Regions from separate parts of the Homo sapiens genome. Here region 2 is linked to region 1. The links are chromatin loops, found by intact Hi-C in ENCODE. Cell type or tissue: mammary epithelial cell. All regions are shown on one strand. Each heading gives the region's core, and the rest is flanking DNA. Links, peaks and the distances in the headings are about the cores only.

Region 1 (15,910 bases), core at 5,231-13,230:
GACTATATTTGAAAACTCAACTCCAGTAGAGAGCTGAACCAAAGCAATGTCATTTTCATTTGTTTCTCTATGGTAATTCTCATGAAGAATAATTTTCCTCACATTTCGTTTCACTGCGGGTGGTGTTATAGTTGCACCAAAAGTAGCAATCCATTGAGTTGGGTCTTTATTTCTGCAAAAAATTAAAAAGTAATACTTGTGATGCTTGACTTAATTCTGTAAAAAAGACTGAGACTGTATTTCTTCCCAACTGTCAGTATTATGCTCCTGAAACATTCTTTTGGTGAGAAAGTTTGTAGTTGATAACATAATAGGAAAAAAATTGTTTTTAAATTTATTACAATTAATTATGTACAAATAATTAATAACTGATTAATTTCCAATTTTTAAAGTTCTTGCTTGCTGGGAACTCTTCAGGTTCTTTTTTCCTTAATTTCAACAAACTGTGTAGTAATTAATTTTGATTTGTTTTGGATAATATACATAGTAAGAGGCATTTTCTCTCCATGTCATATCTTCCACCGATTCTTATTTTATGACTCACTTTTTGGTTCTTATTTTACTGGTTTTACTGTGATCGTTGAAGTGAAGCGTAATTTGTCTGCTTTGCAAACCTTCATGTATACACATGGTTTTTTCTCTACCCTACGCCCATATCCCTCCTTGATATACAAGGGCTAACTAATCCTAACTCAAAGTCAGCTCCTACCGCCCATGGATCTGGCCTGGTCAGTCCCTCTTACTAGACTTTCAGTTCTCCTTTCACATAGATGCTTTTCTCTCCCATAGATGCTTTTCTCTCCCACAAGGTTTATATCACCAGCAAATTCTAGCTAGTCCTATTATGTCTTTACTTCCTCATGGTCCTCCAAAGCCTGGTTCTTTCTTTTTAAAGTTATCCTCATCCTGGGTGACTGGAAATATATAGTAACTTGAAATTCTATGGTTGAAGAAAGGATTACTATGTTGGTGAATCATCAACCTTTAAATGTAATAAAAAAAAAAAACCTGAAAGATCAGTGGTTTCCTAAGTGCTGCACTGCCCTAAAAATGAGCAGGCAGAGGCCAGGTGTGGTGGCTCATGCCTGTAATCCCAGCACTTTGGGAGGCCAAGGCGGGTAGACCATGAGGTCAGGAGTTCAAGACCAGCCTGACCAATATGGTGAAACCCCGTTTCTACTAAAAATACAAAAATTAGCTGGGTGTGGCGGTGTGTGCCTGTAGTACCAACTACTCAGGAAGCTGAGGCAGGAGAATCGCTTGTTGAACCTGGGAGGTGGAGGTTGCATTAAGCCAAGATCACACCATTGAACTCCAGCCTGGGTGACAGAGCAAGACTGTCTCAAAAAAAAAAAAAAAAAGAGCAGGGAGATGGGAGGGGTTCTGCTCTCATCTATTTCACTTCTTTAGAGATTAAGATAAGATTTTATTCAAACCTGAAATCTTAGGACTAACTGAAGCATCCATTTGAAAACTAGACACTAGATACTAGAATTCTCAGAGATACAAAGACATATATGACTTCAGGCCTTAAGGAGTTTACAAATGAATCAGATAGAGAATAAAAATTATCCCATTCCTTTATGCATTGTCAATAAGAAAGGAAGCCTCACCTGATAGGCCAATTTAACATGTTTTATGAATACGAAAATTAAGACCCAGAAGTTCGGTGATTTGTGCAGGTAAGTGACACTCTGCTGGTTAGTGCCAAAAGGAGATGGTTCTGGTCTCTTTCCATCCTTTCAAGAATGTTTTCCCCACTCACACTGTTTCACAAAGACTGTAATCATTTTTCATAGACATAAAGGTTTTAAGGTTTGTCTTAAATATGATTTTGAAAATACATTATTTCTGCAGAAAAAATAAATTTATAAAAACTTAGGCCGGGCGCGGTGGTTCACGCCTATAATCCCAGCACTATGGGAGGCTGAGGCGGGCGGATCATGAGGTCGGGAGATCGAGACCATCCTGGTTAACACGGTGAAACCCTGTCACTACTAAAAATAAAAAAATTAGCTGGGCGCGGTGGCGGGCGCTTGTAGTCCCAGCTACTCGGGAGGCTGAGGCAGGAGAATGGCGTGAACCCGGGAGGCAGAGCTTGCAGTGAGCTGAGATAGTGCCACTGCACTCTGGCCTGGGCAAAAGAGCGAGACTTCATCTCAAAAAAAAAAAAAAAAAATTAAAGATGTGAATAATGCAATATTGTCTTCAAAGTACCACGTAGTTTTCCTTCACAACAGTATACCACATTGTGTGATTACATGAAATTATTAATATATCACTTCTAAATTGCACTTTTTTTTCTCTAGGATCATCACTTTACCCAACTCTTTTGGATTATTATTATCAGCATAAAATATGCTATAATGTGTCTCCCATATTTTTAAAAATCTTTCCTTTAACTTCACAACTTCCCTCAACTGTCAAATTTGGTCTGATCCCTTTCATTTAAAAACTTCTTAAAAGCAGTTTAAAAATTTACTGCATCTAATCCTCCTTCCATTTTCTATTGAATCATTCCCATCCCTATCACATTAGAAAAACTTCTTTTATCAAAGTCACTAGTAATCTCTACTTCATCAAGCTCAATGGGCAATTCCCATGTAGGTCTGTGAGTACCCAGAGCCTGCACTGGACCTGCTGAAACAAGTATTTCAATCGCCACAGCCTGTATTCTTCACTAAATATTAAGTTGGAATTCTGGATTTGTTTATTTTTAATTTACATAAAGAGAGATCAGTTATAAACTAAAATGGAAGACACTCTCACAAAAACAGAAGTGCAAAGATTGGAGGACTGTGTGAATATGAAAAAATTAGAAAATCTTCACAAGTGAGTGGGACTCAAATTTGCCCATAAGGCATAATGCCAGTTATTTCGGTAGTTGTAAATACACATATATAAGTGAGTCCCTTTTCTCTTCTTTTCTGCGAAAAAGCAACAGATAATCACCTTAGTATCTTGGAACCATCTGGGATGTTACCCTTAGAAGGATGATAAAGCACCTCTGAGAATCACCAGGGATAGGCTCCTTTAATAAGGTGCAGGGTGCAGAAGTAGTGCCACTGGCCAGGCAAAGGGTCTTTATTTAGAGTTTTGTCTTTGAGAGTTTAGAAGGAAAAGCTTTCTGTACCATGATGGTAAAACCTCAGGGAAGAAAGATGGTGTGTTCCTGACCTCTTGGGGCAGTAGGGTGCCTATGTATGTCTCTGTACATGAAGTGACACAGCTGAGTTTTAAGAGGTACAACCATGAAAGCCCAAACAGAGAGATTTTGCTGGGCTGTACATAACCAGTCTTGAATACTGTGAGGGGAGTAAGACAAGGTAGCAGGTCTCTCCCACCTTCCACACACTTTTCTGGACCATACAGGCCTGCAGGGTTCCTAGAGAATGCAATGAGAAGTGAGAACTTCAAGAGGGATACCTATGATTCTTTTCTTATTTGTAAAGTGATGGCAATGCTGACAGTGGAAAGTTAGAGGGATTAATTGGAAAAAAACAAAAGTAGCTGACTTTCTTCTTGAGTATGTAAAAGAGATTAAACTTGTTACATGTGTAATAGTCTTCACACTAAAATAATCTACATATTATTTTATATAATATATAATAGGAAAGACAGCACTAGGGTCATGATGATAGAGGAAAATCTGTAAGAACTACAAATGACAAAAACTAACCATCATAGATAGGGCATAGGGGAAGCATAATCCATTTAGGGGACAGCTAGGTCTACCCTGAATGGAGCAAAGGTTAAACTGGAGAGACTGGACTCTTCTGATGCGCTAAATCAGTGGCAGATGAGGACTGTGAAAAGAAGGCTCACAGCAGCCTTGGTTAACTTACTTCCAAAAGCAGTGAGCTGCTGTGAGCAGCCATGTGTTACTGATGAGGCTGGCTCCACACTGATGGCCTGACCCTATGAGCTGGAGGCTGGCCTGCCATGGCCATTCCCCTTCCATAGCTGTTTCCCTTCCTTGGACAATTCTTTGAGTAGAAGAGGATGCTGGTAATGGCATGTTTGAAGATGTCATCCTTATTCCACAGCCTGCCACAGAAATACATGATCATTCATATTCATAAAAAGGAGGAAAAAAGTATATTCTGATTTGCTTTGGTTATAGACAATCCTTTGTCCCTGCTACCATGTGAACCATTCATAGCACTCAGCCTTTGAGCTTATTTGATACAGGTCTTGCTGATCCTACTGAGGTTCAGAAGAAATGTTTACTAACATTTCAAGGCATTCAGTCCAGGAATTAACTTCTATCTCTCCTTATAAAGCATATATAGATAATTCATTGAGCACCAAAAATGTATAGATCCTCTGCTATGTGTCTTAGATGTATTTATAGAAACATACCTTTTAGATGAGAAAATTAAGCCTTGAAGAGGGAACATTGCTGGCGGTCACCCAGCTGGTAAGTGACAGAGTGGGATACAAAATTAGGAGGATCCACACCAAAACTAGTAGCAGTATCCTTATTACTGAGAGAGAGCCCAATACTAACTGTAGGTCATGATTTTCCCTTAACTAATGACTAAAGAGAATCAATTTATTGTGTTTGCAAAGCCCTGTATTTTAACAGATTTAAACACTATCGACCTTTTTGGTCTTTTAAAACTTGAAAGGCTAGTTTAAAAAAAAATTCTTCTTCCCTGATTTCAAACCCTCAATTGACTAGATTTCAAGTCAATCTTAAAAGAGAACTTAAAGTGTTACAACATTTTTAATGGGCATGTTTGTCCACAATAGACCTTAACTATGTACCAATGCTGGAATGTGGGGTGCAGGGCAGGAAGAGCAAGAGAATGTACATAACAGATATTTCAATAAAAATGCAAGCAAATTAAAAAAAAATTAAAGCCTAAATGTTACCAGTTTAAAACACTCTCTTGAATTGTTAGATAATATTAAAAGTTATTTATAATGAATATTAATATAATATCTAGAATATTATGTAAGGTGTTTTTAACCACATCTCGTAGGTCATATAAACTTAGAATTGTATTTGGTATAAATTTATAAATTTAAATACTTAAATGCTAAAAATAATAAAAAGACTAAGTGTTCGGTTTACAAAAATATAAAATGAGTCTTAAAAAGCTTGGTAAACTTTACTGCCAACTTTTCTATAACTTTTTTCATGATCTTTTACTGTGAAATAAACAGTTAATTGTGGGTTTTGGAACTTACGACTGTTGAGAAGATTCCTCATCTTTTTGCTGTCAATAGCTGGAATAAGCAAAACATGAATTAGTTGGCAGAAGAATATATTCCCATTTTCATGTTGTGTTGTTCAACTGGTCATTAATAGAAATGTGAATTATCTAAAGCATACATATTTCAAGAGAATATGAGATTTTTCATAATCAAGTCATATATAAATAACCCTTTACTCTGATTTTATTTTTGGTCCAAATTGTGTAATTTAATTTAAAATTAAATCAGAGAGCATTTTATTTCCTGATTTTGCTCAGGAAAAAGAAACAGAAATTAGGAAATTAGGAAATAATAAATAAAGATAAATGTCCCTGACTGCTTTCTTTGGGGGCTCCAGTATAATCTGAGGCAGCAACCTCCAATTCCCATCACAGTTGGTGTTTACCAACCTATATGGTTTAGGCATATTCCTAATGGCCAGTCAGAAATGGTAGCTCTATGGAGCTAAATGCATCACAGACCCCTGAGGGCCCAATTTCAAGGCCCTGATCTAACAGACTAGGAATTTAGTCAATGCAGGTTGATAACCTTGTCTCCCTGAGGATTCTCTCTTGTGAATGGCTTGGATGGTTGTGGCTCAGGCAGCAGGCACTAGAGGCATGAAGTTCTTTCACATACAACCAGTCCAGAGACTCCAGCCATACACAAACTTTCACTTCATTTTATGTTTCCCTTCTGTGACATCTTTTTTCCCTTCAAATTTATTCATTCATTTTCATTATAACTCAGCTACATTAGATGTTTGTTGGGTTAGTGATTGGTTTTCTGTTTGTCAGTGAGAACATGGGGAATTACAGTGATTTTATTAGAAACATTGACTTCTCCCCAAAAAGGGATGCGAGCCCCAATTCCTACTAGAGGTTTCATGGATATGTCTATTTAACAAAATACATGTATGTGGCAGAAGAAAACATACACAGTTAAATCTTCATTATTGAGCATGGTCAGAGAATTTAGTTATTTTGGTATTAAAACAACTTGTATCATAAAAAATCATTGTATGTAACCAACAATGCCAAAATTTTTTAATAAATTATACAATAAGAAACTCTACAGCTGTAACAACTCAGTAAACATAATATAATGTCACTTTTGTAATGGATATTTTACTTTAGGATATATGATTGTGGCTTAGGCACAGTTATATCATCAGGAATTGAGATTTCCACTTATAGAATGCTGGAAAATACTTTGTTTTACTTTGGAATATAATTGATTAACAATCAAGGTGGATACCGTACTCTCCCTTATTTCTAATTACTTCTTGAGAATGTAACAATATTTGTGGGGATTCTATCTCAAAATATATTTAAAGAACTTTCCTGATTTCTAACAACAAAAGAATTAACTTTAGATAACTTGTTTCCTAAATAAATGCATGACTATTGGGAAGGGAGAAGTCTTTTGGGTCCAAAATACAAGCCCCTCTCCCATCTTTTTTTGTATTAAATTAGAAGTAACTAAACTTGGAAATACATAACAAGAAGCAATGAAAGGAGCTGGAACATCTATCACATGTGACATGTATGCTAGTGTTTGAGGGAGGAGAAAGAAAATAAAAAGACACAGGTCCTGCCCTTGACATTTAAAATTTTATTTGAAACGCATTATTTTACTACCTTCAATTACATATTGGAATAGAAATCAGCTCGGGTTCCAACTAGCTGTAAGGTAGTTTGAATTTTAGTTTCCTAAACTTTTTGAACTTCCTTTTCTTCCGCTTTGGAAGGAAAACAAAACAAGAACTTTCCTATTTCAATTCATGAGCAATAAATAAGGAAGTGATGAAAAATAGTTTTAAGTTGGAAACAAGCTAGAGAACCTCTTTACAGTTCATGTCACTGGCTCTTCCTACAGGGGTAAACCTTCATGAAGATGTCTTTCTTTGATACTGTAAAAAATAACCCCCAGAAATGATCTGTAAAGACCTCTGTGAGTCACAATACCTGTGTCTAATTCTAGCCCCAAGGTTTGCTAATCCCATGTCTCACATCTTCCTTGAGTCTCAGCTTCTTTACCTGTAAAATGGCGAAAGTAATACTTACCCTTTGGAACTTTTGTAAGGACCCAATAACATATGATATGGAAAAAAGTTTAGAAAGCTTATTAAAAGCCCTAGTAAAATATGAAAAAAGAAAAAGTTGTAATACTAAATTTTGCCTCATAGTGGAATTTTATTTTAGTTTTATTCCATGCTGAGATTTTATATATATATATATATCTTCCAAAAAAAAAATATATATATATATATATATTGCTTACAAAAATTAAAGAGGGTTGTAAGAGGAGGGAATGACAAAAGTGGCAAATAAAAATAAAAGACTTACGTGTGAGTCTAAATGATGGTTTGTTTATGGTCAAAGACAATTGTTTGGTCTTCAAACTTTGATATAAAGCCTTTTCAATTTTTTTCTTGATTTGTTCAGCACTATCAGTAGATGGGTATCGAAATATGAGCACTATAAGAATATCCACACCTTGTTCATCTGGACTGAAGAACAAAAAAGCAGATAAAAATGGCATTTATCTAATCATTAATGACTTTAACTTATTAGGACTCACATTAAACTTAAAAAACATAATGCATGATACATGTGCATACCAGATTTTTAAATTATCTCTGGATACAGAGATTAAAAATGAGTGTATAATAACCAGGAAGTGTTGGAAGCACTGTAGAAGAAATAAAGACAACATTCTGGAAATACTGGATAAAATACCTACCTGAAAACAGTTGTTCACTGTCCTTACTTAGCTCATAGTTTAGAGGGGTTTGCGGGCGGAGATGTTGGTGAAATCATGCTTTATACATACTTAAAAGGCTTGCTTTTTAAGGCATTTTGAACAAAAGCTGTAACTAATGTCATTATTCTTTAGAAGTGGTGTGACAGGGAGGATCCTTTTGTTTACCAAACCTAGTTTCCTTTGTCTCCTGAGCATAGAGGTAGATTCCATTTCCTGGGCTTTCCTGAGGTTTACTGAAACTTTCTAATGAATCTGGCCAATGAAATATGGAAAGAAATAATGTTCCCCACTTCCAGGTCTGGCTTCTAATAAAACCTCTCATGGCATTTTCCTTGCTCTCACTCTTCCCTTGTCTGCCAACCAGATGCAGAAGATCCAGTGGGCAATTTCATTTCATAATCTTGATTGGCACCCACACCCTTGCCCCAACTTCTGACTCTTTGGACTGTACCATAAAAAGGAAATAAACCTTTACTATATTAAAGCACTGACATTTTGGGGTCTGGTGGTCTGTTAATAGATAAATGATTAAAGAAAGCAGTTATAAAAGAGAATCATTTGATAAACAGTTCAAATATATAAATTTAAATTGTGATGTGCAGGGTTAAAAAGCCTCAAGAAATCTTTTCAGAATGAATTTAATTTGAGAGATAAAAGAAAAGAAGGAAGGAAGAAAAGGAGAAAGGGAAAGAAGGAGAGAGGGAGGAGAGAAAAGTGGAAAGGAGAAAGGAAAAAGTCAAGAAGGTATGAAAGAAAGAAGTGCAAGAGAAAAAGGAAAGACATGAAAAGCCATTTTAAACTAACAATAAACATGCACTGTCATGAAAGAAACACTTTACTGTGGAGAAAGTCATTGTCTTCTGGTGGAGTAGGCTTAAAATGAGGAAAATGAAAAAGACGTTAAGTTCTACTTAGCCCCTAGCTTAAGAGACGGGGGGAAGAGGGAATGTTAACTGTGTCATTCCCCTGTTTCTTGTGTTTGTTTCCTCTTTTTGTATCCAATAGCTGAGATTTTCTTGTCACAAAGCACCTTACGACTTTCTATTGTGATTGGGAAATAAGTAGGAAACCTTGGGCTGCTCAAGATTTATGAAATCTCTGTGTTGCTGTAAAGACTTGCTCAGGGCAGCTAAGCAATTAGGTTCATCAAATACCTCATCTTAACAGTATTAACTTGAAATTATAAACCAAATTTACATACCTTAATTTGATAACATGAGATTTGATAAATCGACCGCCTACAGAAGAATGTCGAAATATCCTAGACATCTGATTTTTAAAAAATAAGTATTAGTCTTCAGAACTTAAAAGTAAAATAAAAAAATAATTTTTTAAAAGAAGTATTAGTCTTAAGAAAAGTGTTATTCCTTGTCTTATCTAGAGACTTGGGCAAAAAAATAAAAATAAAAAAGATTTTCAGCTTATTCCCAGTCATGTTAATGGGTACACTGACAGTTGTAAGACTAAACCTGGGGTCTAATCTTTGTGGAACCAAATAACCACAACAAAATTGTTCAACTTTGCTAAGCCTCTGTAAAATGGGATAACAACAATATCTGCCTTATACAGTTGATTTGAGAATTAAGTGAAATTATGTCACATATTTTACACCTTGTCTGGTATCTACTAAGCTATTGATGATAGTTTTAAATACTGTCAAGTAAATTAAAAGTACATGCTATTTTTTAAGACAGCATCCCTATTTCTAAGAAAGCTTACCTTGTTTGCTGCACTCATCCCAAATATGGCATCTCATCCAGTATTGATAGAATTTGTTGATTTCTTAAATGATTATGTCATCACTAGACCATTTGACATGACTTGAAATGACTTCTGCCATGTGACTCTGACACCCTCACTTGTTAGTCATCTCTATGAGAGACAGGATTTCACAACTGGTACTATGCTTGGGAATAAGTTTCACCACACTCTTATACCATCAGCATTTCATTACTTAGCTTTCCCAGTCTAAGCCATTGGAAATTTTTCAGTATTCAGGAAACTGATTTCATAAAGGGTTCTGATTCCAGCTGGCTATTGAGGCACTGCCTTTTTGTCAAAAAAGCACTGGGCTAGCAGGGTGCAGTGGCTCACGCCTGTAATCCAAGCACTTTGGGAGGCCAAGGTGGATAGATTGCTTTAGCCCAGGAGTTCCAGATGAGCCTGGGCAACATGGCAAACTCCATTTCTACCAAAAATACAAAAATCAGCCAGAGTCATAATCTGGTCTCAAAATAAATAATAAATAGATTAAAAAATTTTTTTAAAAAGCACTGGGCTGAGAGTTATCAGTCGGAATAACAGGTCAATGTAAGTTTACATAAGATCTATTTCCATGGTAAATTTTGCCCCCAATTTCTACATCCTGTCAGAGTAGGGAAAGTCTCCCTCCCCACAAGATTCCTTCCTCTCCCTGACTCTTCTAATGTAGTAATAATGCCCAGTAGACTTTACCTCCTAAATGTTAAATCCACTTTCCTTGATTCAATCTCATTGCTATGGTCTCAAATCAGCTCCTTAGAAACTTGTATTTGGGCCTTTGCAGCAGCCTCCTCATGGCATGTTGATGTGGTTCTACCCTATCTTCTGTCCCCTCAGTTGTTCCCTCCGAATACTGCAACCAGGATGATATCTTTAAAATGCAAACCTGAGTATATTAGACCCTGCCTCAAGTTCAATATTTCCTTCAACACAATCTTACCCCTTCATTGGCCCCTACTTTGCCCCATCCCTACCTTCAAAGTCTCTCTCTCTGTCTGTCTCTCTCTCTCTCTTTCATTTTAAGGTGTTTATTTTGTAAAAGCTTGTATGGCAATATCCTAGACAGGACTTGAACAGGTACTTAATATATACTCAGTGACAAGATTAAGCACATTAAGAGAAATAAAAGAAAACTAGGTCACCAATAACAGTTTATAGGACAATGAACCATTTTCCTGGAAGAAGAAAGATATTCAACATAAGAAAGAATAGGCTGGGTGCGGTGGCTCACACCTGTAATCCCAGCACTCTGGGAGGCCAAGGCGGGTGGATCATGAGGTCAGGAGATCGAGACCATCCTGGCTAACAAGGTGACACCCCGTCTCTACTAAAAATACAAAAATTAGCTGGCCATGGTGGTAGGCGCCTGTAGTCCCAGCTACTCGGGAGGCTGAAGCAGAAGAATGGCCTGAACCTGGGAGGCGGAGCTTGCAGTGAGCCAAGATTAGGCCACTGCACTCCAGCCTGGGCAACAGAGTGAGACTCTGTCTCCAAAAAAAGAAAAAAAAAAAAGAATAAAGAACACTTACAGCAGGAAAAATCAAATTTACATACTTAGAAATTATGTTACAGTTAACAGACAAAAGTTTGCTTAAAGTTATACCTCCTTTCTTGATTTCCATTAAAATAACACAGTTTCTCAGAATAACCATGGAGACATCACCTTTCCACCCAGAGTTGAGAGTAAAACCACTGTCCAAATAACAAGGTCGCCTTCCATGCTTAATATAAGGCATATAATTACCATTTCTAGTTGAAGGCTGGTGATAATTTTTCTGCTTTAACTATAGTCATTGAAAACTGTTATTAAAATTCCTGCTAAAAGGATAGCAATAGCAACAGCTAAAGCTATTCCACAATAGAAAATCAACTGTCTCAATGTCAAAACATCCCCAACAGAGGGCACTGCATATTGGGTGTTTTCTTCCATTAGTTGTGTGATCTGGCACTCTGGTCTGACAATATCAGGCAAAATCACTCCATCGGTTACTTCTCTTTCTGGGATAGGTAGCTCTATTGGGGTAGCTATAGTCTCTTTGTACCCTTTTAGACTAGTTCAAACCTGTGCCTGCTCTGCAACTCTACTCTAGTTTATTCTCAAGATGTACACTAAAGAGAAAAGGTTTTGAAAGACACGCTCAATCCAGACCAGAGTCCTATTATCCCAAGTTTAGCAGCAAACATCAGAGATACTCCCATGGGAAAAGAAAAAAGGTTTTCCCATAACCAATGGCAGTCAAGATAGCACCAATCTTCCATTTTCCTGTGCCTCTCATGACTCCACCAAAGGTACCTGCAAGTGCATCAAATAGATGAAGACGAGCAAAAACAGGCATCACTTGGCTCACAAAGGGAAATAATATCGTTGTCAATGGTAAATACATAGGCAACCACACCCTTCAAAACAACAGTAAAACACTTGCTGCAAGTGTACACACACTGGCACACAGGAGAACAGTAAAGTGGGAACACCAAGCCTGCTCATGATTCCTTGTTCCCACAGCATTACCCACTCATACGCAGGCTGCCACACCAAAGCCAGGGGGCAACCATGTAGACTACAAAGGCCAGTTCACAGATGATGATGCCCTGAGCTTCCAGCTCTGTCACATTAATCAGTCCTGCAAGAAGGGTTCCAATTAAAACAGTCTGTCACTCAATATATACCATGAGCATACTGGGATAGCCAGCTGGATGTAGGAGCCCCACTCCTGGGAAAAGTCCCTAGTCCAACCTCCCCAAGTATTGATATGAATTTGTTTTTCCACCACATGTAGAGGAAAAGAAGTGCAGAAAGGAAGAACTGGGAAGTGATGTTGGCCCAGGCAGATTCTAACCCTCTAAGTTCCACAGTCTACAAGCAAGAGTGCATTAAGGCCCACATAGACTGCATTCTCTGTGATTCCAGTGATAACTTAAGGCAAGTTGATGCCCTGACTTTTGTAAATATCTCCTCTGCAGCCAGAACAGGAATGCTGCTGGAAGAGCAAGAATGAAAATCATCACATAAATTTGGGCCATCCTGGTGATGTCAGGATCCACTTAAGAGCAGGAAGATGCTGTCAGTATTGAGAAAGATGGCCCAGCAAGGAAAACAGCACAGCATCAAGATAAGGATTCCTCTTTGAAGTATGGTCCCCACACATTTTAGGTTCTTGCCTACAAAGGATTGGGACATTAGCTTGTCACAAGGGGAGGCTAATCCAGTTGTAACTGAAGTACCAGTACGATTCACAAGTGTAACACTACTCAACTTGACTGCCCAGATATCCACAGAATATGAGATGGATGATGCAAATAAGAAAGATCATCAACTGTGCAAGGAACACCAGGCTTTGAGCAAGGGCTGCCAGCTCCTGCAGCCTAGCACCTTAGGTAGTGGGCGGTGTGCCGGCAGACTCCACGCCATCCCAGATGGTAGCCAGGGCTCCATGCCATTGAGTGGAGAGGGTTCCGTGGCAGCCAGGATGAGCACGTTGGGAGATGGAAGACGGAAGCGGAGACAGGAGGCTGGGCTGACCTGCCCTGCCCTGCCCTGCCCACTAACAAACCCACTACAGGCACAGCCCTCCCAGGAAGCGGTGGATGGTCCCCTGGCCTTTGGCAACCCCCATCCCACCCTTACTCCCACCTGCTTAACTCTTTTGTAACCCCTCCCCTGATCCTGGTCCAGCTGGAGAGGGGCCAAAACCTCTTATCTACTGATTTAATTGCCTTTCCTAATCACAGTAGGCTGGTTCACACCTCTGTGACTGTGTACATTCATTTTCCTCTTCCTACAACTTTTTTCCCCCCTGGCAAATTTCTTCAATTACAACCTTACCTTACTTGAGAAACTCTAATGACAATTAAGTTAGCTCTAACTTGCCCTCCTCAAAGTTGAACACTCCTTTATTTGGGCCACCTTGTCATCTTGAATATGATTTTATTACATTAATAGCAATTATCACACTGGTTTACAATAGTGTCTCTCTCACTCTACACTATGAACTGTGGTAAGGCAGGGAGTGTGATTTATGTTTATATATCCAATGTTCCACACATTGTCTGGCCCACAGTAAACACACAAGCCATGTTTGACAAATAAATGAGTGAATGAATAACTGAATTAATGAATTAAGAATCAACAATATGGTAAAGGGAAGAAGATGGTAACACATTGTTTTATCTGCAAATTGTGTTGCCAAGTGAAAGTAGAAATCTGTGGTTATCTGCAGAAAGGTGGGACCCAGGAGGCCCCAGTAGTGACCTCACATATTTGGGTCATTCCTCAGGTTTGGATCAGTTCTGAGTCATGACACTTACAATTTCACTAAGCTTCTCTGAGCCCATTTTATTTCCATCACTCAGGGAACAGGGAGAAAAGGTGATTTTTGTATCTCTAGCACATCTGATTAATGTCCTTTGAAATTCTGAACTGTGTACATATGACACTTTGGGGAAGGATTAGGAGTCTTATTATATTAGAGTATAAGAAAATATCAAGATTCAATTCAAACTAAAATGTGATATTAACAAACCATAGTCCCCCAATGCATCAACCTCTATTTAAAAAATGGCATATTCTGGTATAGTACAATACTGGTGTGACCTTTACTAAAAGCTTACAAGTATTAATTCCATACTGCATGGCAGGCATTGGACTGATTCTTTTGTTTAAAACTCACACTACCTTAGGAGGAAAAGTATCATTCTCATCAGCTCCATTTGATAGATGAAGAAACTGAGACTCAGGATATATAATCTTGTCTAAGGTGGCACAGGAAGTGGTGGCTCTGTAATATGAACCCAGGGAAGCCATCTTTAGATCTTGTGTTAAGCGCATTAAGTGACTTTGACAACCTTGAATTAATTACATATTTGAAGCAGATGTTAAAGTTGGTGGGAGACAGGCAGGTAGGAAGGTCATGGTGAAAGAAACCCTTAAAGAAGCCCTCAAAGGCATCTTTTATTTCCTGAATATAAATCTCCTAAGAGATAATCTCTTCAGAGATTGTTTACTGCTTCTAAGTTTAACAGGGGTAGGGGAACTATTCCTCCTCAGATACCTAATGATTGTTATAACTAGTTTCTGGAAAGTTTAACTCATATTTACTTTTTTCTGTTGGAAACTCAGTAATATAATGCTTTTAATGTGATCCAAACTACAAAAACTAATTGTATCCTTTCCCTTTTTACAGTTCAAACCTAAGAATAGATCATTTTACTAGAGATTATTCTATATGAAACAAGATAGTGTGCTCATGGTAAAATGGGGGAAAAAACTTCACCCTAAAATCAGATACCAATTGTAGTCTTTGGTTTGAACTCCAGCATTAAAAAACAAAATAACATATTTGAAACAATACTTATGGCTCTAACTAATTAGCTTCATACCACCCAGGTACTGTTTTTGGCAAGTCTGAGCTCACATCTTTCCTTTGGTTGTGAACTAAATGCAGATTAAGTCCTCAAGGAAGATCAGTAGTTACTGTATGCCAGGTAGGGAATCCCTTTTGAGGTTCACCCATGAAAATAATCAGGCAGGTTATGCAAATTTCCTGTTACTGTCAAGGGAATATGTGCCAGCAGAGGGCAAAAACACCAACAAAACTGATTCTTTTCCTCTTTCCTCTCCAGGAAAGCTTCCTGCTGACTCAAAAGGATTTTTCTTCTTCTGAACTCCTATTATGGGAATGGATGAAATCACTTACAGAGCCACAGAAGGAAACAAAGCAAAGCCAGGATCATGAGTTGGATTATCTGGAGGCCTAGGCCAATGGGGAGTTATTGCTTGCAGTCACTGATCAAGCAAATAAACTTTTCCTTCTTTCTTATGAAATTTATTTAAGAAGCTGAAATTACTTAAATGATAATGAGTTGTGAGAAAAGAATTGTAGTAGATATTTGTTCTCTATCCAAATTGCACTGAGTGGGGAGGTGTACCCATACCCCAGCTTCGAGAATTGACTGATAACAGTTCACACCTGCACTTCTCCAGAGAATTGTCCTTGTCTGACCTGAGCACCTTGTTTAGTAATGTCTGGTAGGCTATGCTCCACCTTCCCTGGGCAGATCCACTGGTCTAAGACAAACAACCCAACCCTCTAATTTCTGGGAAGAATCACCTCCGTGATTAATCTAAGCTCCAGATCTCCCAGAGAAATCATGCTGAGGCTACATTTGTGAAACTACATTTTTA
Region 2 (15,910 bases), core at 3,735-11,734, 86 kb before region 1:
CCCGTTTACATTTAAGGTTAATGTTGTTATTTGTGAATTTTATCCTGTCATCATGATGTTAGCTGTTTATTTTGCAGACTTGTGTATGTGGTTATTTCACAGTGTCACTGGTCTGTGTAGTTCAATGTGTTTTTGTAGTGGCTGGTCATGGTTTTTCCTTTCCATATTTAGTGCTTTCTTCTGGAGCTTTTGCCAGGAAGGCCTAATGGTGATGAATTCCCTCAATGTTTGCTTGCCTGAAAAGAATTCTACTTCTCCTTCGCTTATGAAGCTTAGTTTAGCAGGACATGAAATTCTGGGTTGGATTTTTTTTCTTTAATACTGTTGAATATTGGTCTCCAATCTCTCCCGGCTTACAGGGTTTCTGCTCAGAGGTCCGCCGTTAGTCTGATGGACTTCCCTTTTTAGGTGACCTGGCCTTTCTTTCTGGCTGCACTTAACATTTTTTCTTTCATTTCGACCTTGGTGAATCTGATGATTGTGTCTTGGGTTGATCTTCTCATCGAATATCTTACTGGGGTTCTCTGGCTTTCCTGAATTTGAATGTTGGCCTGTCCTTCTAGGTTGGGGAAGTTCTCCTAGATGATATCCTGAAGTATGTTTGCCCACTTGGTTCTGTTCTCCCTGTCTCTTTCAGGTACCCCAATTAGTTGTAGGTTCAGTCCTTTGTTTTACATAATCCCTTATTTTTTGCAGTTTTTGTTTATTTCTTTTCATTCTTTTTTCTCTATTCTTGTCTGCCTGTCTTATCTCAGAAAGCTAGTCTTCAAGCTCTGAGATTCTTTCCTCAACTTTGTCATTCTGCCACTGAAACTTGTGATTGCATAGTGTAGTTCATGTATTGTGTCCATCAGGTTCATTATGTTCCTTTTTAAAGTGGCTATTTTTGTTATCACCTCCTGTATTATTTTATTATTATTCTTAGCTTCTTTGCATTGGGTTAGAACATGCTCCTTTAGCTAAGTGAAGTTGGTTATTACTCACCTTCTGAAGACTACTTCTGTCAATTTAGCCATCTTAGCCTCAGCCCATTTCTGTGCCCTTGCTGTAGAAGTGTTGTGGTCATCTGGAGGAGAAGCAGCACTCTGGCTTTTTTAGTTTTCAGCATTTTTGTGTCATATTTTTCTCATCTTTGTGGGCTTATCTACCTTCGATCTTTGAGGTTGCTGACCATTAAATAGAATTTTTGTGAGATCTTTTCTGTTGATATTGTTGTTGTTGCTTTCTGTTTGTTTGGTTTTTGGGTTTTGGGTTTTGGGTTTTTTTTGGAGATGGAGTCTCACTCTGTCACCAGTGTGGAGTGCAGTGGCACAATCTCGGCTCACTGCAACCTCTGCCTCCCCAGTTCAAGCAATTCTCCTACCTCAGCCTCCTGAGTAGCTGGGACTACAGGCACGTGCCACCATGCCCAGCTAATTTTTGTATTTTTATATACTCCAGACCCTAGTTGCCTTGGTCCCTCCCACACCTGAAGGTATCACTAGTAAAGGCTGCAAAAGAGCAAAGATTGAAGACTGCTCCTTCCTCTGGCAGCTCCATCCGAGGGGGGCACCAACCTGATGCCAGCTGAATGCTCCTGTTGGAGGTGTCTGGAGACCCATGTTGGGAGGTCTCACCGAGTCAGGAGGAAATAGATCAGAGACCTGCTTAAAGAAACAGTCTGGCTGCTCCTTGGCAGAGCAGGTTTGCTGCACTAACTGCCTAGCCTCTCCAGAGCTGGCAGCCTGGAAAGTTGAAGTCAGCTGAACCACAGAGATGGCAGCTGACCTTCCCCTGGGGCTCCATTTCAGAGAGACCTCAGAGTTCTGTACATATAAACCTGGCTGGAGTTGCTGAAATTCCCACAGGGAGGCCCCGCACAGTAAGGAGGGATGGTTCCCAGTCCCTCTTAAAGAATCTGTCTGGCCACGATCTGCAGGGGAATAGTCCATCTCAGGCAGTCTCCAGCTGGCTGCTGCTGGCCAGCTCGAATTCCAAGCCAGTGGGTCTTAACTTGTGAGGTGCCGTGGGAGTGGGGCCTGCAGAACCATGCCACTTGGCTCCCTGTATTCACCCCTTCCTAGGGGAATGCATGTGTGGATCTCTCACCTTGCCATAATTCCTGGGTATGGAACATGCAAAACTCCTGGATCTCTGTGAGTGCCAGTTAGTGCAGTTAGTTACAAGTATTTATTATAAATATGAGATTTATTTACATTAAAAGTTTAGTGTTCAAAACCTGTCTGTTTATATTGCCTACAACTCTGAGAAATGAAATTATGTTGGATATTTTGGAAAGAATGCTAAGGTAATTCTTTACTCCCTACTCCAACAACCTTGAGATGTTTATTCAGGGTGAGGAAACCTCTCTTCTTCCTTCAACAATTAAATACAAAGATACATCATTGATTCTAGTCTAATCTGAAGAAAATGTACTGGAATACAATCTGAAAGTGACTTAGTACATGATATTGGGTGTTGCAGAATTCCTGGGTCATAGAGCATACGTTTGTGTAATTCGACTAAAATGTACTGCTACTACTAGCATTCTGTGAAGGTTCCACATCCTTGCCTACACTCAACTTACTCCCTTGGTTTATTAGGTATAAAGTGATGCCTTAGTTTTGTTTTAATTATATTTCTCTGAATACTAGTTATTTGAGCATTTTTATATGCTTGCTAGCTTTTTGTTTTTGTAAATTTCCTTTTCATGTGCTTTACTCCTGTTTCTACTGAGATTACTGTTTTCCTAGTTGATTTGCAAGGTTATTTTGTATATTGTAGATATCAGTACATTGTCAGTTTTAGATATTTTAAGTATCTTCCTCAATTCTATCCTTAATGTTAGTTTGTTAGTTGCATAACAGAAATAGTCAAATATGTCTTATTTTTGCCTTACATTTAATACTTTCTATGTTTTGCTGTAACAATCTATTCCTTATCCTATGTTGCAAAGATATTCTTCCTTTTTTAATATTAACATGATCAGTTTTTCCCTTCTTACTTAGGTCTCTAATCCATTTTTGGAGTCTGCCTTTGTGCATAGTTTTAGGTAAGGTTCTATTGTTGTGGTGATCCTGAAAATGTGTCTCTTAGAATATTATTGACAGGTGGCTCAACTGCTGTGCTTTGAGCCCAAAGCTGCACTCACACTGCAGCCACATTTCCCATGAGCTCCTCCCAGCCTGTGACTAAGCACAGGAGGGTTTTTAAGGTAAGCCCATTTCTGGGAGATGTGGAATTCCTTTGATGAGTAACTTTGACGTAAGGACTCCCCAAAGGCTTGGCCAAATCTTCTTAAAACTGCACTGCAATGTGGAACTCTTCCTACCCAACTGTTTTTACGTCCTTCTGTACTACACAAGGATCAGAGCTGCATGGCATTCTGAAGTGTCTTTATGACTCTTCCAACAAGCATACTTTTTTCTTCACATATGTTTTCCTTAATAATTATCTTGCACCTCAGATTCCATCTTGAGGTCTGATAGAGTGGTCTTAGAAAATCTGGAACTGATTAGCTCACCTCAGTGTGTGTTGGGCAGAGGATGCCATGCTGAATGGCTGCAGGGCACAGATAATCCCAGGCATAAGGTGGCAGGTGCATTGTTAAAGATTTCACCAGCAGTAGCCCGGGAAAACTTTTTGGTGCTTCCTGATAGAGGGGACACCATTGCAGGTAATAGTTCAGACAGCTGAAAGATAGGAGGGAAGAATGCCTCTTACAAAGATATTGGAGTTGGCTAGTTACTGTTAAATTGCATTGTTGTCCTACATAGGGATAAGGAGAAACTGAAGGCCATTTAAAATATGTTAAAGGCTAAGCATGAGAACCAGTTACAAAAAAGCTTTTATTTCATGCAGAGGAAGAGTAGACACAGCCAAGCAGCAGGCTAAAGATCTAATAGTTAGATACCCAGAGTTTGAATGCTTAGTCAAAGCTGATCGGCTATGCTTTGGTCAGGGTCCTAATTGGGAAAACCCAGGAACTTGAAATATAAGATGGGTCAACTGGATTGATGTCTTTCGGGATGTTGGTTCTGCAGACTCCCTGAAACCTCAGAGTTTATAGAAGTAATCACTGTCTCCTTAGTAAGAGCCAGCTCTTCTCCCCTGCTGAAAGATGCTATAGAGCTGTTTCACCCACAAGGCAACAGGTGCTCCTCAAGAGATATTCTTACCTCCTCAACTGACAACCAGGCCAATGGCTCAGCTAGTAACATGCTGGGCTTGAAAAGATAGAAAAAGAGACTATGTACTAAAGAACTGTAAGAACTGGTGCGTATCTATTGGCTCCTGACATTAGGTTTTGAGGGTGGTTGATCATGGAGGGGTGAATGAAAGACTGGATAAGTAAGAATTCATTGACTTAGGAGCACTTTCTCAAGACATGGAATTTGACAACCTAGCAAAAACCCAAGGAGCAAACCTGCTAGGGTGGCTCTTAGCATCCTGGAAGAAGCCATATCCAGGATTGAATACAGATGAAGTGTCCCAGTTGCCTTAGAAGACAGCGGAGAAAGAAATAAAGAGGCTGAGGGAAGTGGGCATGTCAAAATGGATATATTATGTGAGGCCAGAAGACCCACCAGGGCATGTGTTTCATCAGGAAGCCCAGAGGACATATCATTTATGAAAGTCACTACAAATGAGCTGGTGAGAGGAGCTTGAGAATAACTAAGAAGTTCAATGATGGCTCTCGTTGCAGATGGAGGCTGCAATAAGGGAAGCACCTACAGTCCTGAGATTGTCCATAGGGATGATGGAATCCTGAAGTAATAGATGCAAAGTGTCAGTGCTAAACTGCCAAAGCCAGGAACCCACAGTGAGCTTTAACAAATGGCAAGGTTGGAGGGACAGCTATGGAAGTTTTTCCCACAAAGAATTGTGGAGACAGTTCAAAAAGTATGGTGTTTTTAGGGGAAAATAAACAGGCAGCTAGCCAGCATGCTGATTAACATCTACAACCAAAGAAGAAAAAATGCAAAAATGGAAGATCAGGAGGCTCTAGGTGATCACCCCAATAGAAAGCCATGATCCCTTTCTTAGTTCTTAGACTTGAGGCAATTTTCAGATCCAGAATCCATTGGCTGAAGAGGTGGCCAAGTCCCTAGGAGGAAGAACCCTGTTACACCATGATAATTATATACAGTGATGATTCCCTAAGTGCTTCTCCAAAGGGACCTATAACTTTTTACTTACTGGGTGACTATACAAAAGGCAAAGGGAATACCCAGATATTTCAAAAACTATTAGAAACAGGATCTGAGTTGATACTGATACCGGAGACATATAGCATCATTATAGCTCCTGTTAAGTGTGAAGATTTATGGGGCCCAATTATGTCCTGGATTTGAGATTCTAGGTATATAGTTCCTTTCCTTTAATACTTTAAAAATATTACTTCAGTGACATCTCATATCCAGTATTGCTGCTGAGAAAACTGATGTCCTATGCTTCTTGTTTCTTTATAGGTGAACTGCTTTTTCTCTCTGGTAGCTTTTATAATGTTTTTAATTTAAAATCCACTTTAACATATCAAGGTATGGGTTTTTCCTTATTTCTTCTATTTGGAACTCTATAAGCCTTTTTTATATACAGTTTTAAAATTTTCTTTTATTATTAAAATCTTATCTTCATTAGTTTTTAAAATATTTCCTCATCTCAATTTTTAATTTTTTTCTGCATTTGAGAATCTTGTAATTGGGATATTGGCATCTCTACTTCTCTATCTTTCATATCTCTAATTTTTTAAAATTTATTTTTATATTTTTATCCTTCCCTTCTTCCTTTCTGAGAGAGTTCTTCAATTTGAACTTGCAATTCATCAATTTATTTTTCCGTCATAACTATCCTATTATCTATCTAATCAACTGTGCTTTTGTATTTCAACTCTTATATTTTCCATGTCTAATATTTTCATTCTGTTTTTATGCATGCTTCTTCTTGTTTCAGATGATTAATGTGAGCAATGACAAATAGCTCATATCTTCCCTTATATCTTTAAATACTGATATAATATGTATTTTACATCCTTTGTTTATACTAATGCTTCTGTTTCAGAGGCTATATGTTTTCTTGTCTATTGTCTTTCTTCTGAAGAAGTTGTACCATTTGGAGTTTATTTATTTTAGACTATGATTTCATGTTTCTCCAGGAGCATCAGCTGCTTTATCAGGCAGCATGGGCTATGGAAGGGTCAAAGGGCAGGTGTTTACTTGTGTCAGTCAAAGTGAATTTAAGGAACAGATTGGGGATGAATCCTAGGGTAGAGAGTCCCAGAGCCCACAAAACCTATTATTGATCATTCTCACTCATTGACTTTCTATCAGTTGACTTTTCCAGTGGGAATTTCACTGACAAATTCTTAAGAGTGAAGCAGCACTAGAAGGAAGAAGGTTCTTTTAATTTTAATGCAACAGCCCTGGAGATGTGGAGGGTAAGGTGAGAAGACAGTACCTGAAAGCAGCTAATTAGTGCTACCTTTTCCAGAAACTTCTCTCCTCAGCAGGCTTTTTCTCCTGTCCTTTCAAAATTGGTGGTCTGAATTGCTAAGACTAATTTCTGGTATGATAAGAAGGTAAACATTGTCTCAAAGCAATGTAGGGCAAAACATGGTGTTGGGAGATGTAAGAGAAAAACTTAAAAAGCCTTTCTCTTAACTATCCTCTCATTCTACTCTAGACTTCAGCCACCTACCTCCCTACACACTCTATCTAGTTCAAGTTAGCTCCAGTCTCCTAGTTCTGGCCTAGAATCCAGGTTTACTTCTTTCATCTGTAGTGTGTCTAGGGTTGATTTGGAGAAAGGAACAAGTGTCCTATGCTAGTACACCATTTTTATAGACATGAAAGCCTATGTGTGTGTGCATATGTATGTACTTACCAAATGATCTTATTTTTGAAATGAAAAGTGTATAAATCATTTGTTAGTGAAGATATATATTTATTTATTTAATAAGTCCTTCATTAGTGAATAGATATATTTATTCATGTTTGTATAAATGTAAATAATGTAAACGGATATATAGAAGTTTAAACTTTGATTTGCTTAGGAGAAAATCAGGGAGAGATTGTTAGAATTTTCTTTGTTGGGAAATAGCTCACATAACTTTGTAGCTTGAATTACAGTTGACCCTTGGACAACATGGGGGTTAGGGTTGATGGCCCCACATAGTCAAAAATTCATGTATAACTCGCGACTCTCTCAAAACTTAACTATGCATAGCCTACTGTTGAATGGAAGCCTTTTTGATAAGACAAAGAGTTGACTGACATATATATTTTATGTTATGTGTATTATATACTGTATTCTCACAATACAATAAGAGAAAAGAAAATGTTATTAAAATCTTAAGGAAGAAACAATATATTTACTATTCATTATGTGGAAGTGGATCATCATAAAGGTCTTCCTTCTCATTGTCTTCCCATTGAGCAGGCTGAGGAGGAGGAAGAAGAGAAGGGATTGGTCTTACTGTCTCAGGGGTGCCAGCTGTGGAAAAAAATCCACATATAAGTAGCCCTGATATGGTTTGGCTCTGTCCCCACCCAAATCTCATCTTGAATTGTAGTTCCTATAATACCCACGTGTCGTGGATGGACCCAGTGGGAAGTAATTGAATCATGGGGGCAGATCTTTTCCATGCTGTTCTCATGGTAGCGAATAAGTCTCATGAGACCTGATGGTTTTATAAAGGGCAGTTCCCCTGCACAAGCTCTCTAGCCTGCCACCATGTAACACGTGCCTTTGTTCCTCCTTGCCTTCCACCATGATTTTGAGGCCCCCAGCCATGTGGAACTGTGAGTCCATTAAACCTCTTTCCTTTATAAATTACCCAGTCTGGGGTATGTCTTTATTGGAGCATGAGAACAGACTAATACAGGTCCAGTGCAGTTCAAATCCATGTTGTTCAAGGGTGAACTGTAAAATAAAATATATTTTTAAAATAACATGGACCAGGGGCCGGGCGCGGTGGCTCACGCCTGTAATCCCAGCACTTTGGGATGCCGAGGCGGGCGGATCACGAGATCAGGAGATCGAAACCATCTTGGCTAACAAGGTGAAACCCCATCTCTACTAAAAATACAAAAAATTAGCGGGGCGCGGTGGCGGGCGCCTGTAATCCCAGCTACTCAGGAGGCTGAGGCAGGAGAATGGCATGAACCCGGGAGGCAGAGCTTGCAGTGAGCCGAGATAGCGCCACTGTAGTCCGGCCTGGGCGAAAGAGAGAGACTCCGTCTAAAAAATAAATAAATAAATAAATAACACGGACCAGCAGATGGCAGCACACTGTAACACATTTGGTCAAACTTTATTGCTTCTCCTGAACAACGTGAGTCCTAGTGACCTGCTATTTCCACATTTGCTTGATTTAACTACAATAAAATGACATTAATGGATTATGCAATCCAATTCTTGTTGTATTTGGGTTGGCTGCTTGCTTAAATAGTCATCTGTGGTTTTTAATCTGCGTGGTTTTTAATCTGTGTGACTAAGTCATTCTGATGCTCTTCCATCAGTTGTTACTCTCCCTTGGTTGCCATTAGCATATCTTCCTGGCTTAGAAGAAATACTCTCTTGATTTAAAAAACAACAAAACCTCTTTTTGATTCTTTAATATCCTATTAATTAGAGAAGTTATTTCATCTTTTTCTAAGGTCAGTTGAAAATCCAGTTTCTGACCATTTCAGCCTCAACTATGAGTCTCTGGTGGCCCCTTTTCCACTAGTGGACTGGCGCCACTAGAGGAAGAAGGGTCTAAAAATAATGCTATGCTTGGCCAAACACAGGCCCAAAAGAGTATGCTACTTTAGACAGCAGCTATCAAAAACACTTTATGTGGTTTTGAGAAAGGAGACTTACATACGATTGTATATTCAACGGCTAGAATACTCAGTATCTGACACATAGAGGTTTAAGAAATGCTTGTTGGATGAATAAGTAATTAGGTAAGTCGGCGCCTTGAATATTTTAGGTCAGTGATGTCCAATACAACTTTTTTTTAATGATGGAAATGTTCTATATCTGTGCTGCCCAAAATAGAAGCCACTAAGCCCATGTGACTATTTTGTGCTTAAAATGTGATTAGTATGACAGTAATGACAAAATGTGATCCGTATGAGGAAATACATTTTATTTTATTTTATTTTAATCTAAATAGCTTCATCTGGCTAGTGGCTCGCACATTGGATAGTGTAGCTTTTAGTGCTTAGTGATGTTATGCAATTCTGTATGCTCCACTGTTAAGTGTTAATGGATGATGATGGGCTGAAAGCTGAATACATAAGCCCCCTTTTTGAATAGTGTCTGTCTACGCATTCTGAAGATATTAAACAGAGAACACTTGGTGCAATTATTCAAGATTTAGGCATTTGACAGATAACTCCCTATATATTCATGTATATTTGCCTGTAGGAGCTCAGCCTTCAAACAGTCTTCTTTCTCTAACTTTCTCTAATCAGGAAGATCAGTTTCCAGATGATCCTAATTTGGCTAGGATGGTATAAATATGAGTGTGGTCATACTAGGCTTTTTTTTCCCTAGCGTTTTCAATGCATCAGTATTACAAAAGAGAGAGAAGAAAAAATTTTCCAAACTCATGTAAGGAAATTGTGAGCGCATGGTTTTTAACAGTGATTTTTTTTTTCCTATTACTATTGATCCCATAGCAGTATTTCTTAACTGGGGGTGATTTTGCTCCCCTAGGGACATTTGGCAATGTCTGCAGTAACTTTTGGGTTGCAACTTGGTAGGGGAGTACTACTGGAACCTAGTATGTAGAGTTAATGAATGTTGATAATATCACAATACATAGGACAATCCCTTCCCCTCCCCCAATAAAGAATTAACTGTGACAAAATGTCAATAGCACTGAGATTGAGAAATCCTGCATTGTAGTGATGACTCAAACAGATGAATTTGAGTTTGTTGCCATATATATATATATATATATACATATATATATATATATATAAACATACACAATATCCTATTATGTGGAGCAAGAGAGACTCAAAACCCCTCAAAAGATGTTAGCACAGCAATTATCTCACTAACTAAATTAATTTTAAAAGGGAGGTGGGAATAAAGGTTTAGACACTCAGAGTAAGTGTGAGTTTTGTTAAATACTAGTCCACAATCATGTACAAAATATGCAATTAAATACATATAAAAATGACTTTAACATAATAATTAAGCAATTCAAAAGATGTTTTCTTGAATATCTAAATATTTTCTATAAATAGTAATCTGCAAAAAAAATGCTGGCCACCTTTTTCTAGTAAATGTAAATATTACACAATAAGGTCTTTACCAAAATCTTATCAAATTGTTTGTGAATGTCTAATTTTATAATGGCTTCTCATGTAAGTTGTTTATAAGTATCTAATTTATATTGATTTCCCATTCTGCAGATCCCTTAACTGTTCTGAAGTTTGTTGAAAATTGTTTAAATAATACATTAAGATAATTTAAAAAGTGAAAAGTTTACACAAAGATTGAAACGTCTCTCATTTTAAAGATGAAACTGAAAGTAGCTCTTTCTCATTGAATCCTTGCCTTTTTTCCTTTCAACTTAAAAATGCCAAAAAGGCTGCCTTTAATTTATGAGTACATAAAGGCATTTTTACATAGTTCAGAGCAGAATCCTGTACAAAGCAATATTGCCAGTTCTCTTGCTGCCTGATCCAGGGATTAATTGCTCCAAAATAAACATCAGTGTAATTGTTTAAAGAGACTAAAATATACATTACTGAGTGTAAATATAAATGTCAATCTTTTTCAAGTTTCTAAGAAAAGTTAAATGCACATCTCAGGGCAAAGGGGAATAGATTCACAGTAGTGTCATCTCTTAAGTCCTAGTTTCATGCCTAGTGTCCCTTCCATCATTTGTGTTAATGTTGGTGAAAATTAATAACCTTGACTTATCTAGTCCAGTGAACCCACACATTCTTAATGGGGAATATTTGACAAGAGAGACTAAAGCTGTGGAGCCATCAGGTACAGGAAGTGTGCCATTTCAGCGAAAAAGTAGAGAATGCTTAGCCAATTGGTACTTATCTGATTAAACTGCTGGCTCACTCTGAAAGGAATATTGTATGTCTTAGGAAAAGAAAAATGAATAAATCAGAGACACTTAGCAGCAATGGTAGATCTTTGTGTAGTTGAAATATCTTCTGTGCTCACAGGAGCAAAACACTTCAGATGATGTGAAAGCAAGCCTGCCTTCTTCATGTTTAAGGGGAAAGTCATCAGATCACACTTTTTTGGATTTTGAACTTGATGATAATACACATGGTGGCACACGCTAAACACACTTTTTCTAGAGACCACACATGACATTTATAATTTGGATTTGAGATGATTGTTGCATTAGATGTTAGTTTTAGATTTAATCCAGTCCCAATAATGAGTCACTTCGGTATAAAGTCCTGGCTTGTTTTATTTTCCACAGTCTATTCCCCAGCTTACTATTCCAACAAGGTACCAGGCATTTCTATCACGTGCAATAACCAGAGGACCTCCAGAATCACCCTGGAAAAGAAGAAGAAAACAATACGGTCAATGTAATAAATAAAGGGATGTCAGAAATGGGTTAGTTGGCATCTGAATGTCTAATAAACTAACACTTTGGATTGAAATATGTAAAATCATTCTATTTTACTTACCATTAGTGTTAATATGATAATTGAGCTTATTACTTACTCCCTGTTAATGCCTTCAGGTAGAAGGTAATGTGAATAAAGCTAAGATTTCAGGTTTATCCTTGTAAAATTTTTAGTTTTGCTGTCTAAAATTTTTAGTGTTAGTTTAGACAGAGCAAAACTAAATTCTGTGACACTAGGCATGAGACTAGGAAAGCTTAACTAAGACACAGGACTATGTTCTATGTCTTACATAAATGATAACTTCAAGACTCAACAAACAAGTCATCTCGTCCATAAGCCTCTCCCAGATTCATGCCTAGTGTCTCTTGCATCATTGTTTCTGTTAGCTAGAGGGAGTCTCTGGCTGTGAATTTGAATCTCATCTTGTTCCACTCACATTAATTGACAGGAAAGTGTCCTGGATATCATATCACTATGTCTCAGTAGGTTTGAGAGGAGCAACATATGCAAAGGGCACACCATGCAAATATGCGCTATTTATTGCTGAAAATATTCTGCTCCCAAACTAAGGTGGAATCCCTAGCCCTAGTGGACTGGTCTAAAGTCATGAGGACTTCCCTCTTATCTTTAAACCTTGGTTTAGACAAATGATTTTAAATTGATCTTTTAACAATGTACCTATTCATTCAAAAGAACACTATGTGGAAGTCATTATAGAGTCTTTAAACAAGAGAAAAAATTCTGTTTGAAGAAGACATGGGCTTCTAGAGTCTTGTGCCTTGCCTTTAGCTCCCTTCCCTTCCATTTTCTTGACATACTTCTTGATCTCCTACAGTGTCGGTGGACAGAGTGTGAAAACCTTGGTCTACCAAAAGAAGTCCTCCTTAGTTCCTTTTCCTTAGGCCCATATCCTAATTTAGGTCCTTGGTATTTTACTATGCTAGCAGCGAAAGGAAGCAAGGGTATATGAACCAGTGGAAAGAGAGATCTGCTTTTACATAGATTTATTTGTGTTTCTCTTTTAAACCATGTGATCTAGTTATATCTTGGACCACCCACATTACTTCTCCTTCCCCCATGAAGGGAAGTGAGTGGAGGGAGACCATGTATTCTAGAACATGTAGCCAAACCCTCGCCTTTCATTTGTTTGTTTTAATTATTTGTGTGCTATATTATTAGATTGTAAATTCATTGTGGATTCATTGTGATTTTAACAAATGCTTATGTTTCCTTCAGTAACTGCTACAGTATCTTGCAGTTGACAAAAAGTGGAATGAATAAGTGAATATTTATTACCATCACATGACAGACAGCCAATGGCAGCTCAACAGCGGCGCCTTTGCATATAAGAAAAGTGCACATATATATCAAATTCTCAAAGCCATTCTTAATTCTTCAAAAAATCACTAAACTGTTCCCAGTTTCAAATGCTACAAGTTAAAACTTTTATTATTTTATTGGCTTATTTTTAGTCCTTTACATAGCCAGAATTTAAAACTTATATTCTCCTAAAATGTTTAATGCTTATATTATTTATTTAATTAGTTTCTAAATGTGATCTGTGAGGTAACACTTTACTAAGAACAAATGTAGATAAATATGTACTTTTTTGTTTTGTTTCTAATAGCATAATTATGTCTGGAAGTATTTAGGTACCTGTGGGACCTGTGGGACCTGTGGGACGCTGCTTCACTGGCCATAGATGTAGCTGCAGGTCCCATCTTGCAGTGCCTTGCAATTAGTAGTGATTAGATACCTAACTGTTGTTATGATTGTGGCTTGAAGCAATGATTGTATGGCTTACTGACTTGGTTTCTACTATCCGCTTCCAGTATGTTTCTCTAATGAGAGTCCTAATTTGTAGCTGGTGACCATGATTTGGGGATAGTTCTCCTCAATAGGGTGTTAAATGAGAATTATGTCTTATGATTATTCCACTCCCTCATTTTACAATCTCCTCCACAGGTTAATTTCATGCAGTCATGTGAAGTGATATTGTTCTACAGTCAGTAAGGCCATTCCTACTAAACAGTCATTTTTGTGGATTTGAACCTATTCTTACCTTACAGGCATCTAGTTTTCCTGACAAGAATCCAGCACATATCATTCCTGATGATACATACACATGAACTTGATTACATATATCATTACTTATGATCTCTACCTCAACTTCCCGTAGCATATTGGGAAAGGGACCTGAAAGAAAGAAAAAATAAATAGATGAAGAACTTCTACATTGCTGCCATGATAGTTAATTGTGTCTTACAAAGAATGGACCAGTGATAAAACCTAAGTCTTGAAGTTGTAAGATTCTGGACTGAATGACAGTGCTCAGAATCAAGTTACATTTATTGGGTGGCTTCTATTTACTAGGTACCATATTTGGTTTGTTTACTTCTGCTACCTTATTTAATCCTTGCAGCAGCCACCAAAGAAAGACATAAATATTCTCTTTTTCAGTTGAGGAAACTAAAGCTTACCTGGTTAGGAGTCTTATCATGATCACACAGTTAAGGAATAATGTTAGAAGCTTTTTAACTTGATGTGATCTTTGTAAAACCAGAATATTTCTTACCACCTGGGAGAATATGCTACAGCTTACCTTAACCTTACTTGGAAATCTTCATTACTTTACAAAGGACACAGCTATTTTGGGAACCGTGAATCCTGAGGAAAAGCAGCATAGAACACTACTGTACTACCAGATTTAACTTTAATACAGATGCAATGCTATCACTTCATAGGAAAAACCACGCTTACTCTGATAATAGCTTCACTTGCTATCCAAAACAAATACCAGAGTAAGTAACACATAAAGGTAGCTTATATTTTATTAACTAACCACACACTTATTGATTGCATGTAACATTGTTTTAACTATTATATTCTTCTCATTTCTTTAAAATAGGAGCAACTTCTATTTTAAAGACTGTACTAATCTTTCATATAAAGACGGATGCTTTGTTTACAACAGGGTCAAAGAATTGAGAGGATAAGGGAGGGCAGTAGTACTGATTTGAGCGATGAATTAGCGTAATTATGTGCTTAAGGGCCTTGAATTTAGAAGGAGCAGATATAAGTTTGAACACTATTTGCACAATTTACAAGCTATATGTGACTTTGGGAAAGTCGCTAAGCATCATTTAACTCACCTGTGAAAAGAAGAAAATAATGCCTTGCTCAGACGTTTATAAGTTAAAAACAATGAATATAATCAGTTATGACAGTAGCTTGCCTCATATTCAGTTCTTAAAAAATAGATGCTATTAGACTAAATTGTAGAGATTAGGGTATATACTTAAGATCCTCAGGGTCTTAAAGCTGCACTTTAAGGTTTACGTTGGATGGAGAGAAAGTTAGAGCTTTTATAAGGAGAGATCTAGGTTTCTGGGGATTTGGCCATTCGCTGTCAAGAAAACTAATTGTTTTAAAATGAGTAAATTCACTCACCTAAGATTGCCAGTCTTGCTGAGAAACTAAGTCCAGATTCTCTACAGTCATTAAAGATTTTGTAGGGTCTTGTGAATTTTTCCATCTCAGTCATCATCTTTAAAAGGGTCATTGTATGGCCATTTTCTCTTTTATCTCTGATTCTGCTTGAAATGTTCCCAGTGAAGCAGTCTGCTCACCAACTGCTCTTTATATAGATTTTATGCAATCTATTTATTTGAGTAAATGCCTTAGCAATATTCAATACTATCTATTTTGTTGTGTATAATGTCATTAACATTTTTAAGATATTCTCAAGTTTTAATCAATTATATTTCCTATTTGTAATTTCTGTGTGCAAATTTTCATTTTAGCTAATTGGTCTAAAATGCTTAGTCTCAATTTTCAAATGCTTACAATCTTTTAGTCTCAGCTTAAAAAAATAAATTCAAGTGCTCGACAATGTAACAAAATACTTTACATTACCAATTATTTAAAGAAGAAACTGTCCAGAGCGTAGAATATTTCTGTTTTGCAAGCTGTCTGGTAACAAGATTTCTTTTCTTTTTTAAAAAAACTTATTTTAGATTCAGGGATAAACTAGTGTTTCAGGGTTTGTTGTATAGGTTATTTCATCCCCCAAATATTAAGGCTGGTACCCAATAGTTGTTTTTTCTGCTCCTCTCCCTCCTCCCACCCTCCACCCTCAATTAGGCCCCAGTGTCTGTTGTTCTCTTTTTTGTGGTAACAAGATTTCTAATTAGATATGATTGGCTAAATCTTGGGAGGTAGGAGAAGAGAACCTTAGTAGGTCCTTGTCTCCATTTCAAAGTGCAGGAAAATAAAAAAATACAATCAAATATCTATTAATTTACTTTGATGCCTTACAAACCCAC

Evidence for each region. Hi-C counts contacts between places; a loop is a spot of excess contacts. Peaks named below come from ENCODE experiments on the same cell type or tissue, not always from the same donor. Only the 100,000 strongest peaks of a DNase experiment are listed, where the experiment ranks them.
Region 2: it touches region 1 in a loop (2.6-fold over the local background); 6 of 110 quality-filtered maps call a loop at or near these places.

Annotation. Positions count from the first base shown.
Region 1 is chr4:68,064,773-68,080,682 of GRCh38, forward strand. It overlaps TMPRSS11F (transmembrane serine protease 11F), which reads right to left. Exons shown (of 10, transcript NM_207407.2): 4 at 9,170-9,237; 5 at 7,551-7,714; 6 at 5,197-5,235; 7 at 3,846-4,047; 8 at 1-172. LOC550113 (a long non-coding RNA gene) reads left to right here. Exons shown (of 3, transcript NR_046116.1): 3 at 8,333-8,461. It also overlaps the pseudogene LOC100420693. Among named protein-coding and RNA genes, the nearest start is that of TMPRSS11F, 57 kb to the right of the region's middle. In mammary epithelial cell, for the core only: a CTCF peak has its summit at 11,618 (motif pointing right); a DNase peak (open chromatin) is centred at 9,849.
Region 2 is chr4:67,980,335-67,996,244 of GRCh38, forward strand. It overlaps the pseudogene TMPRSS11GP. Among named protein-coding and RNA genes, the nearest start is that of TMPRSS11A, 25 kb to the left of the region's middle. In mammary epithelial cell, for the core only: a CTCF peak has its summit at 8,275 (motif pointing right); a DNase peak (open chromatin) is centred at 8,377.